2 separate regions of the Homo sapiens genome follow, and region 1 is linked to region 2. A link is a loop called in an ENCODE intact Hi-C map of the cell type or tissue named here. Cell type or tissue: ascending aorta. All regions are shown on one strand.

The links. A loop is a pair of places that touch in the nucleus more often than their neighbours do. Peaks named below come from ENCODE experiments on the same cell type or tissue, not always from the same donor. Only the 100,000 strongest peaks of a DNase experiment are listed, where the experiment ranks them.
Region 1: it touches region 2 in a loop (2.8-fold over the local background); 1 of 110 quality-filtered maps calls a loop at or near these places.

Annotation. Positions count from the first base shown.
Region 1 is chr6:157,218,805-157,223,804 of GRCh38, forward strand. LOC124901445 (a long non-coding RNA gene) reads right to left here and starts at 2,543. Exons shown (of 2, transcript XR_007059830.1): 1 at 2,463-2,543; 2 at 1,349-1,679. In ascending aorta, CTCF peaks have their summits at 2,554 and 2,763; DNase peaks (open chromatin) are centred at 117, 657, 2,607, 3,787 and 1 weaker place; H3K4me3 peaks cover 1,518 bases; H3K27ac peaks cover 4,796 bases.
Region 2 is chr6:157,145,735-157,150,734 of GRCh38, forward strand. It overlaps ARID1B (AT-rich interaction domain 1B), which reads left to right. Exons shown (of 20, transcript NM_001374828.1): 8 at 2,890-3,217. Among named protein-coding and RNA genes, the nearest start is that of TMEM242, 180 kb to the right of the region's middle. RefSeq lists enhancers at 1-843, 4,572-5,000. In ascending aorta, no CTCF peak of the experiment used is centred here; DNase peaks (open chromatin) are centred at 48, 2,747, 3,107 and 3,417; H3K4me3 peaks cover 1,018 bases; H3K27ac peaks cover 4,147 bases.

The DNA of each region.
Region 1 (5,000 bases), 73 kb after region 2:
GCTCCAAGGTGGCTGTGTCCTGGCCTGCCCAGACCGAGGGCCCCGGGATTCTGGAGGCGCAGATTGGATCCCAGGATGCATGACTAGTGACTCCTAAGGTGGGAACCCCTGGGTGAGCGAGGAGTGGGAGGCCGGTGCACATCCACCTTCTGTCCCGGCCTCCTCTTCCGCCGGTCCTGTATTTCTCTCGAAGTCTCATCCCGGCCATCAGAGCCTCAAGACTTCTCAAGCTCCTGGCACATTCTGAGGTAAGCACCTAGGTTGATGGTGGCCTTCTCTCCACACACAGCACAGCCACGCTGGGGAGTGGGGGCCGGTGAATGGCCTGGGGACAGGCCACAAGCAGGCCTAGGTGGGGGTGCCCTGGCCTGCTGTCCCCTCCACCCCTGTCCTGGGAGCCTGTCTGCACCAGCACAGAAAGAATATCACGGCTGTCACCCACAGGGCCTAGCAGCCGGGTTTTTCTCACCAAGAGCTCGTGTGGAGAGGGACGCAACATGTTTCCCTTTTATGAGGCTGCTCCCTGTCCCCAAAGGTGGGGCTGACGGGTGTTCCTGGGAAATGAGAGCCTGCCCTGCCCTTTCCCCGGGGCTCCCTCGTCCATGCTCAGCCTCCCAGAAGCCCCTCCTGCTGAGTTGCCCACAGCCCTCCCTGCCGGCCTGGCCTCTCCTTGCAGCTCTTCCTCTTCTCATGAAGGTGTGTGGAGGTTGGGGTTTGCGCTCTCTCTTCCTTGATTAACCTTGCCAGAGGCTTGTCTGTTGCAGAGAACCCGCTCTCAGTGTCATTGATACCACTCGCTCTGAGTCATGAATTTCTCAGCTTACCCTTTCTTCTCCTTCCCTCTAGTTTAGTTTGTTCTTTACTATCCTGCTTCTTAATTACAACATTTATTTTCATTTCTGTTGAATTTTGTAAAACACATTCCAGTTATCAGTTTTCCCCAGGGAACAGTGGCTCACGTCTGTAATCTCAGCTCTTTGGGAGGCTGAGGCAGGAGGATCACTTGAGCCCAGGAATTCCAGAACAGCCTGAGCAATATAGTGAGACCCCCATCTTCACAAATAATTTAAAACTTAGCTGAGCATGGCGGCGTGTGCCTGTAGTTCCAGCTGCTCAGGAGGATGGGACGGGAGGATCGCTTAAGCCCAAGCAGTGGAAGCTGCAGTGAGCAGTGATGGCACCGTTGCACTCCAACCTGGGTGACCGAGTGAGACCCTGTCTCAAAAACAAGACAAAAAAAATACCAGTTTTCTTCTCAGAACATTCCTATGCCATGACTGTTGTTTTATAAAAACCCACAATGGCTGTGTTCTTTTCCTCTCCTACTCATGATTTTTTTTGGAGGCTCTTTTAGTTTGAAATAGGTTTTATTTTTCCCTGTTTTTCCTTGTACTATTGAATTTTAGTTTTATTGCATTATTATCACAACATGGCTTATATAATTTCTATATTTGATCACTTTTCATCTCTTATTTCTTCCATCATTACTTCTCTGCTCACGCTTGCCTTCTGGAATCTCCAGGAATACCCAACAGATATTTTGCGTTCTTGCCTTTTTCTTGTCTTGTTATTTATTATTTTCGCCTCTTTATCTTTTCTTCTGGGTGCTCAGAGAATTTCTAGAGTCATTAGTTTAGCTATCTGTTATATCCAATATGCTGTTCATGGCTTCTGTTGAGCTGAAAAACCAATGAGTAATTAATGTTTTACTTCTAAAAACAATATTTTTTATTTATATATTTGTGCATATCTTGGTATAAAACAATATTTTAAAGTCTCAAATTGTTCTCTTCTACTTTTAGAGACAGGGTCTCTCTCTGTCACTCAGGCTGTAGTGCAGTGGGGTGTGGGTATTGGGTGGGCACAGTCATGGCTCACTGCAGCCTCAAACTCCTTCCTGGGCTCAAGCCATCCTCCTGCCTCAGTCTCCCAAAGTGCTGAGATTACAGGCTTGAGCCACTGCACCTGGCCCGGTTCCTTTTTCACAGAAGCAATTTTCTCCCAAGTTTCCTTTAGAATAGAGTTTTCTTCTGTTTCTTGGAGAACATCAATTTCACAGGAAAATAGTTGCTGGAATTCCTCACATAAGCCCCCTTATTTTACATTTCTGGATCTTTTATACGTTCAATTATTTTTCTCCATAATCTATTGGATTTGAGATGGATTTTTTTGGAAATTGTGTTGAAATATTTCAGTCTCACACAAAGGAGTAAAGAGAAACTGAAGGGACCCCGCACCTCCAGAGTCCCTTCGGTTTGCCCCCTTCCCGCCCCTGGCCGGCTCCTGGCCACAAGTGGCTGCACCTCCACAGCCTGAGGTAGGACACGACGTCCCCGCTCTTCTGTTTCTTTTGGAATTTGCTGGAGCTTTTGTCACCTAGAACATGGCCAGGTTTTTATTATGAAAAAATACATCTAATACCTTTTTTAAAACATTTTATTTTGCAATGATTGTAGACTCACAGTAAGTTGCAAAAATAGCACGGAGGTGCCCCATGTGCCGTTCCCGGTTTCTCCGGTTTCTCCGGTTTCTCCGGTGCTGTGTGCGAACCAGAGGGCGGTGTGGCGACCAGGAAGCGGGGCCAGCATAGTGCGCGTGCGCAGAAACAGCCCCGCGGCGCCGGCAGCCGTTCTCCCTTTCCTAGACGGCAGGGGCCGATTCAGCCTGGGCGGGCGTGCTGCCCTCGTGTTGCTGCCATCACGGGGACTCTGAAGATGACTCCTCCATGACTAGACAATGAGAGTTTATACCAGGGCCCCTGGTTCTCTGTCCTCACAGGCCTCTCCCTGCTCACTTCACCACACACTCACACGTGCACACTCAGACACACGTACACGCGCGCGCACACACACACATACACACTTTCACACACACAGGTGCGTGCACACACATATACACTTACAGCCATGCACACACACGTACACACACTCATACACACGCTCAGTCACACATACTTCCACACAGTCATGCACACACACGTACACATACACTTAAGCTCAGTCACAGTCACGCACACTCTCGCATTCATGTGCACACACGTGCACATACGTACACATACACACACGCTGGGCCAGGGCTTGTCCCTGGAGCCAGGCGCCCGCAGTCCCCCCAGCCCTGGGAGCCCGGGCATCCTCACTGCCTCCCTGCTGCCTGCAGTCTCAGGTCCCCAGGGCTGTGCTCAAGGGTGGCCTCTGTCCTCTGCCGGTCTTAGCCCCAGCAGCCCTGTGGGTCTCTTCCTGGGAGGCCTCCTGCCCCGTGTTGCATGGTTGCATGGTGTGGGGATGTAGGTGTGTGGGTTTTGGAGGGTGTGGGCCCTGCAAGCTCAGTGGAGTACAGCGAAAGTTCCGGAGACTTTTCCCTCTAGATAGGGGGACCAACTGGTCCCAGCTTTCCTGGGACTTCCCTCGTTTTGGCCCTGAAAGTCCCACATCCCTGGAAGTCCTGGGTCACCCTCCCCTTGCCCTCCTAGGACCCTCTGGCCTCGTTCCTGAGTCAAGGAAGGGCCGCCCTGCGGGTGTCCCCAGCCAAGGGCTCTGCTGCAATGCGTCCACCCCCTCTGTGGCTAGAGGAATCTGTTGGCGTCCCACTGGTGATTGGTGATGTCCCCTCACTCCCAGCCCTGTGGCCCCAACCTGGGCTGCCCAGGCTCTCCTGCCTGCCGTCCACCTCTCCCGCTGCCAAACGTGCTCTTCCCTGCCTTTCCACGTTCTCATCACAGTCGCACACTCTTTTGCCGGTTGGCAGGGCTGGAGAGAGTGGGCTGGAGTCACTCTGACCTGGCCTCTTGGGTCACTGTCCTCATCTCAGGCAGGGTTGTCCCAGCGGCTCTCACATGACTCTATGGCTTTGCCCACCTTAGAGAGTGGTTCACACGGTGGTTGCCCCCACCTGGCCCTGGCCTGGTTCCTCTTGTCGTTTCTTCAAGATGAGCCTCCTCCCAGCCCTCCTGGGTGGCTCCTGCCATGTGGGGCCCAGTTCTCTTGCTCCTTTTCCTCAATAGAGAAAACAGTCAGAAGCCGTGTTCTGTGTATATGGCATAGGTCACATCCCTTGTCCACCCAGACCCCAGCTGTGAGGGCAGGGCCTTTGCCCAGCTCGGAGCTGGGGTGGGGCTGGGCCCCTGGAAGGCAAAGCACATAGCAGTGGGAAGGTGAAGACCCTCCAGGAAAACAGCTGCCCGCGCTTGTGGGTGTGTTTTCTCCTTAGCTTACTGGGCATCGATTGATTTTACTGTTAAGGAGAGAAGGCAGTGTTTCCCCTTTCCTCAGTGACATTGTGGGGCCATTTATGAGCTGTGGTTTTCCTGCCTGCCTTTTTGGGAGGGAGTGGCTCTGTCTGCCCCAGTGCAAGGCAGCTTGGGGAACACAGATGAGTCGCCAGGGAGGACTCCTTGAAGGGCAGTGGTGAGGCAGGAGGACCGCCCAGGGGCCCTCCAGGTGACGAGCAGCTCCTGATTGGTCTGAGGAGGCCCCTATGCATCGCTCTCTGGTCCGTGGAGCGAAGCGACAGCTGCAACCTTTGTGCAGAAAACACAGAGAATCCCGCTGGTGTCACAGGGCCGGGGATCTTTAGTACTCATGGGCACCGAAACAGCCCAAATGCCCTGGGGGCAGGCAAACCCCCAGAGCTGATTTGGAAGGAGGTCTCCCCCAGTACCAGAGGAAAGCGCTGGGCACCCCCCCCCCGCGTGGTGGCAGTGGACTGTGACTGCTGGTGCCCCTCCGTGTCACTCCCTCTGGTCCCCCGCAAGCTCTTGGCACTCATGTCCAGGAGGCTCCCATTGCTCAGCGGATGTTGAGGGAGCACTTTGTACTAAAAGCGTGCTGGGGCAAAACGACTTCTTGATCTCTTCATGTTTTAGGCAGCTCCTCCCGTTATGGGCCCCAAGAGCGCTGCTACCTCCCAAGGGAACACAGAGAAGGTGGCTGGCGTCTGTCCTGCGCAGCGAACGGTGGTCCGGGGATGCTCCTGGACGGGGTGGAGCAGATGGATGACAGAGA
Region 2 (5,000 bases):
TCCAGGATGCCTGGGCTCAGACCTTAGTCCTCCAGTTGTGAGCCACGTGACCATGGGACATTTGTTGTTATTCACAGCCCCGTGCCTTAGGCTCCTCGTCTTCAGCATGAGGATTATAATAATGTGTACCTCCTAGGCTTGATCTGGGGATTAAGTGAGTTAACACAAAGAACTTGGAACTGAGCTTAGCACATAGTAAATGTTAAGTGTTTGCTTTTATTGCAGTTATTAATCCAATCCTACCTCTGCTGGAAATCCTTGAGAAGCTCCTCCTTATGGACAGGATAAATCTCAAACTTAGAAGCCTGGTACACAAGGCCCTGCCAGACCCAGCCTCTCCCCTCTATCCCCCCGTCAGCCACACACAGCGCCCCAGTGGCTGTCCCAAGTCAGTCTGCCCTTGCCATTAAGCCGGTGTCCCCAGCCTCTCAGCCATAAGTGCCCTTTCCCCTCTTCTGCCACAGTCCCCAGCCAACAATGAAACCCCCATCAAGTGGCACCAACAATTTTGATACTTTACATCCATTATATGGTTTAATCCTGAGAACACCTCTTCATGTGGACAGTGTTAGGATTATCTGTTTTACAGAGAAGAGAATGAAACAAGAAAAGATGCAAGCAACTCCCCTAAGGTCCTACAGGCAGGCAGTGCAGAGGCTCACCCAGCTGCAGGCTCTCCCAGCCCCTGAAGCCAGCTCCTGAGGGTTCAGCTCCAGAAGTGCTCATTCAGAGGACTCTCCACCAACCCCCACCAAGGGGACCCTCAAGCCCTCAGCCCCCATCAGACTCACTCTCCCTTCTCTCTTGCACTTTTCACATTGCATGCTTTGTTTTGCTTTTATCCTTTTTCTTGTTTTCACCCTTGCTGCTTTACTGCACACACACACACATGCATACCCATACGTGCACGTGCATGCACACACACACACATACCCATGTAGATGTGAGCTTCTCGAGTGCAAGAACTGGATTGTATTTAGCTTTACGTCACCTGTGCCTAGAACAGCTTCTGGAATGTAGTAAGTGTATAGTTATGTTACATGGATGGAGAAAGGCTTCCAAAAAATAGTAAGGACTGATTGGGAAACACTAATCCATATTCCACACACACTTGTCTTTCGCATTTATGTAATTTCAACATTCAGTTATCAGGAGGCAGCACATTTTATTGGTCAAATACATGGGTCCCCGAGCCAGTTTGCTTGAGCTTCAGTACTAATCTTCTAGCTCTTGATTTTTCTCATTTGTAAATGGAGTCCTGGGGTATCTATATTTCATGTGGTTATTGGAAGAAATGAATGAATTCATTGGTGCAAAGCACTTAACCAAGTGCCCAGCACACACTGTGGTTCAGCAGCTGTTATGATTGAAGTAGTATCATGTGTACCTTTGATTTACTTGAATCTATCTACACACAATCAAAAGGTGTGAAAGGAAAGGGAAAACAACTGCCATCCCTCACCCCCGCCTCCGGCCCTGCCCTCCGTCCCTCACCTCCGACCCTGCCGTCCGTCCCCCACCCCAGCCTCCGACCCTGCCCGCCAGCCCTCACCCCCGCCTCCGACCCTGCCCTCCGTCCCTCACCTCCGCCTCCGACCCTGACCTCCGTCCCTCACCCCCGCCTCCGGCCCTGCCCGCCAGCCCTCACCCCCGCCTCCGACCCTGCCATCCGTCCCTCACCTCCGCCTCCGACCCTGACCTCCGTCCCTCACCCCCGCCTCCGGCCCTGACCTCCGTCCCTCACCTCCGCCTCCGACCCTGACCTCCGTCCCTCACCCCCGCCTCCGGCCCTGACCTCCGTCCCTCACCTCCGCCTCCGACCCTGCCCTCCGTCCCTCACCTCCGCCTCCGGCCCTGCCCGCCGTCCCCCACCCCCGCCTCCGACCCTGCCCTCCGTCCCCCACCCCAGCCTCCGACCCTGCCCGCCAGCCCTCACCCCCGCCTCCGACCCTGCCCTCCGTCCCTCACCCCCGCCTCCGACCCTGCCCTCCGTCCCTCACCTCCGCCTCCGACCCTGCCCTCCGTCCCTCACCTCCGCCTCCGGCCCTGCCCTCCGTCCCTCACCTCCGCCTCCGGCCCTGCCCGCCGTCCCCCACCCCCGCCTCCGGCCCTGCCCGCCAGCCCTCACCCCCTTCTCCGACCCTGCCCTCCGTCCCTCACCTCCGCCTCCGACCCTGCCCGCCCGCCCTCACCCTCGCCTTTGACCCTGCCCGCCAGCTCTCCTGCTGCCGTGTGCCGTGCTTGTGCTGGGACAGTTTTCCGAGATGTGGCAGCCAGCACAAACCAGCTGCTCGATCTGGTACTCAAGCAAAAAAAGAAAGAAAGAAAGAAAAATATTATTCCCAACTTAGAGGAAAACTGGGGCTCATGTCAGGTTCCCGCGTGACACCTTCCTGTGGGGTTTTAAAGGATGATTTTGACCATATGTGCATGTCGTCTTACACGTTGTCTTTTTGAGCCCTTTCACATGACTGTTGAAGGTAGCAGTGATCTAGTGGTGTGATCTCAAGAGTGGTGCTCACCATTTTGGTTAAAATATAAGAATATGTGGTGTTGAATGGATTGAGGCAGCACTCGGTGTCCCTTGCCTATTCATAGGGTTTGTTTTTTGTTTTTTTGTTTGTTTCTTTTTATGACCAGCCTGAATTTCTCTTCATCAGTGCAGTGGTCCTCTGGGGCTGTCTGTATTTGAGTCACTCTCTGAGGGCCTGGGAGTGTGCAGAGAGAGCATGTTTGAGACTGGCAGCTGCACCAGCAGCAACAGGAAGGGCCTATAACGGTCATGACTAATACTCCGTGCTGATCGCATTGTTGGACAAAAAGTATTTCCAGTGAATGTTGTCACAAGTTTAAATAAAAGGCTTTACTTTGTGTTTGCTTTTTGTTTAGGTAACTACTCCAGACCCCCAGCGTATAGTGGGGTGCCCAGTGCAAGCTACAGCGGCCCAGGGCCCGGTATGGGTATCAGTGCCAACAACCAGATGCATGGACAAGGGCCAAGCCAGCCATGTGGTGCTGTGCCCCTGGGACGAATGCCATCAGCTGGGATGCAGAACAGACCATTTCCTGGAAATATGAGCAGCATGACCCCCAGTTCTCCTGGCATGTCTCAGCAGGGAGGGCCAGGAATGGGGCCGCCAATGCCAACTGTGAACCGTAAGGCACAGGAGGCAGCCGCAGCAGTGATGCAGGCTGCTGCGAACTCAGCACAAAGCAGGTACGCCACCCAGGAGCACGCCCCGGGCAGGTACGCTGTGTGTCTACCCGTGACCACGTGACTGCGCACATAGCTGCATTGTTCCCTGGGGTCACACAGAGCAGTAGAATGTCACTGTGCTTGGCCGTTCTTTTTGTGTTAAATATATTCTGTAGCATCGAGGTCAGAGAACTAAGTGACAAACCATGTTTTATGATACATGAGGAAGGAATGTGAGCGGTGAGCACATCAGTCGTGGGAGGTGATTTGAAATGCCTGTGAATAGTCATTGCAGCAGCAAACCAGATCTGGTTGCACAGGGAAGTGTCTGCGTGGTACCAATTGAAGCAGTGACTTTTAAGCAGGAAATACGCTTAGGAACGATTTAAAATCTAAAACATTCAAAAGGAACACACTCCCCACCTTTTTTTCACCCTACCACAAGAATCTTCCTAAAATACAAACTTCGTATGTATACATACGTGTATTGTGTGTTTGTCTAAATGTATATGTGTGAGATTTATATACTTGACATTCTTATGTTATATTTTATTTTTCCAGGCATATCTATCTGTCCAAACCAAAATGTGGTTTAAAAAGCAAATATAATATTTTAGAAAGTTTGAGTTGATAAAAGGCTTTAGCTACAATTACTTACTCATTTTTAATCCCGACTTAAAAATTAATTTTGAAGTAAATACTTGACCTGGATAAAAATAACATAATTAAAAATTTATAAGGCAAAGGTGAATATGTTTTAAAAGCACATGTAAATATGTTTTAAAGCAACATACTTTGAAAGATGTGTATCTTAATGATATCTTCAGAAGCAAAGTAGAAGATTCCGATTTTTGTCAAAGGGAAGCAAAAGCTAAGGTGTGTGTGCGTGTGTGCATGTGTGTGCGTGTGTTTTTAAATGTGTCTTTTGTTACTTTTCCTCTGAAGCTGCTATCTGGGGAATGTGGGACCCCTCCAGTCTTATTGTTTTTTCCAAATAATAATAAATTTCCCTTGAGGAAATAAAATGAAAATCAATCATTATCTTTCTTTCTGTCTCCACATTACAATTACTTAAAATCTTCTGAACTCCAGCAGTCTAGCCCTCTGCCGAACCTACACAGGCTTTAGGGAATATTTTTGTAAACCTGTCTGTGAAAACTGGTTTGGCTGTTGAAATTGAAGTTCTAATTCAAGTTTAAATGAATTGTCCATTGTTGCAACTCATAAAGCGCAAGTTATTTTCTTTTTTTAAGTAGAAAGTATTTGATTGCATTTGGCACGCAGCCTTTGGAGGGACCTCAGAAGATAGCCACAGAGAGCCAGGCCTGATTTTGTGTGGTTACAAAGCTACGCGTGCCCCCTCTCTGAGTCAGTGTTTATGTCATCCTGTAGCAATCAATATATAAATACACATCCATGCATTGCCATTTTCCGTTTCTAATGCGTAGACCATTCCAAAGCCTTGCCTTCAACTTACTGCCCATTTTAGCTCACCAGGAGTTTAAATGGGGGCTGTATATCTTCTTGTTTGCTTTTACCAAAGTCAAAGCTATACTTTAAAATGGTAAATGGAGATTAGAATTGAGAATATTACTTTTCTCTGCCTGTCCCCACCCTTTCGTTGGAGGCATTTTCTGTACCCCCCACCCCTCAGGCAGCGGCAGGATGCAGGGTATTCAACTTGCCTCCATGGTCTGTAAGCCCCGCACCTATGTGTGGGGGTGACAGATATACAGGGCTCATGCTTGTGCATCAGAACAAATCCCAAGAAGCTGTTCTTCTGTTCCACTTTAGGCCACCATAC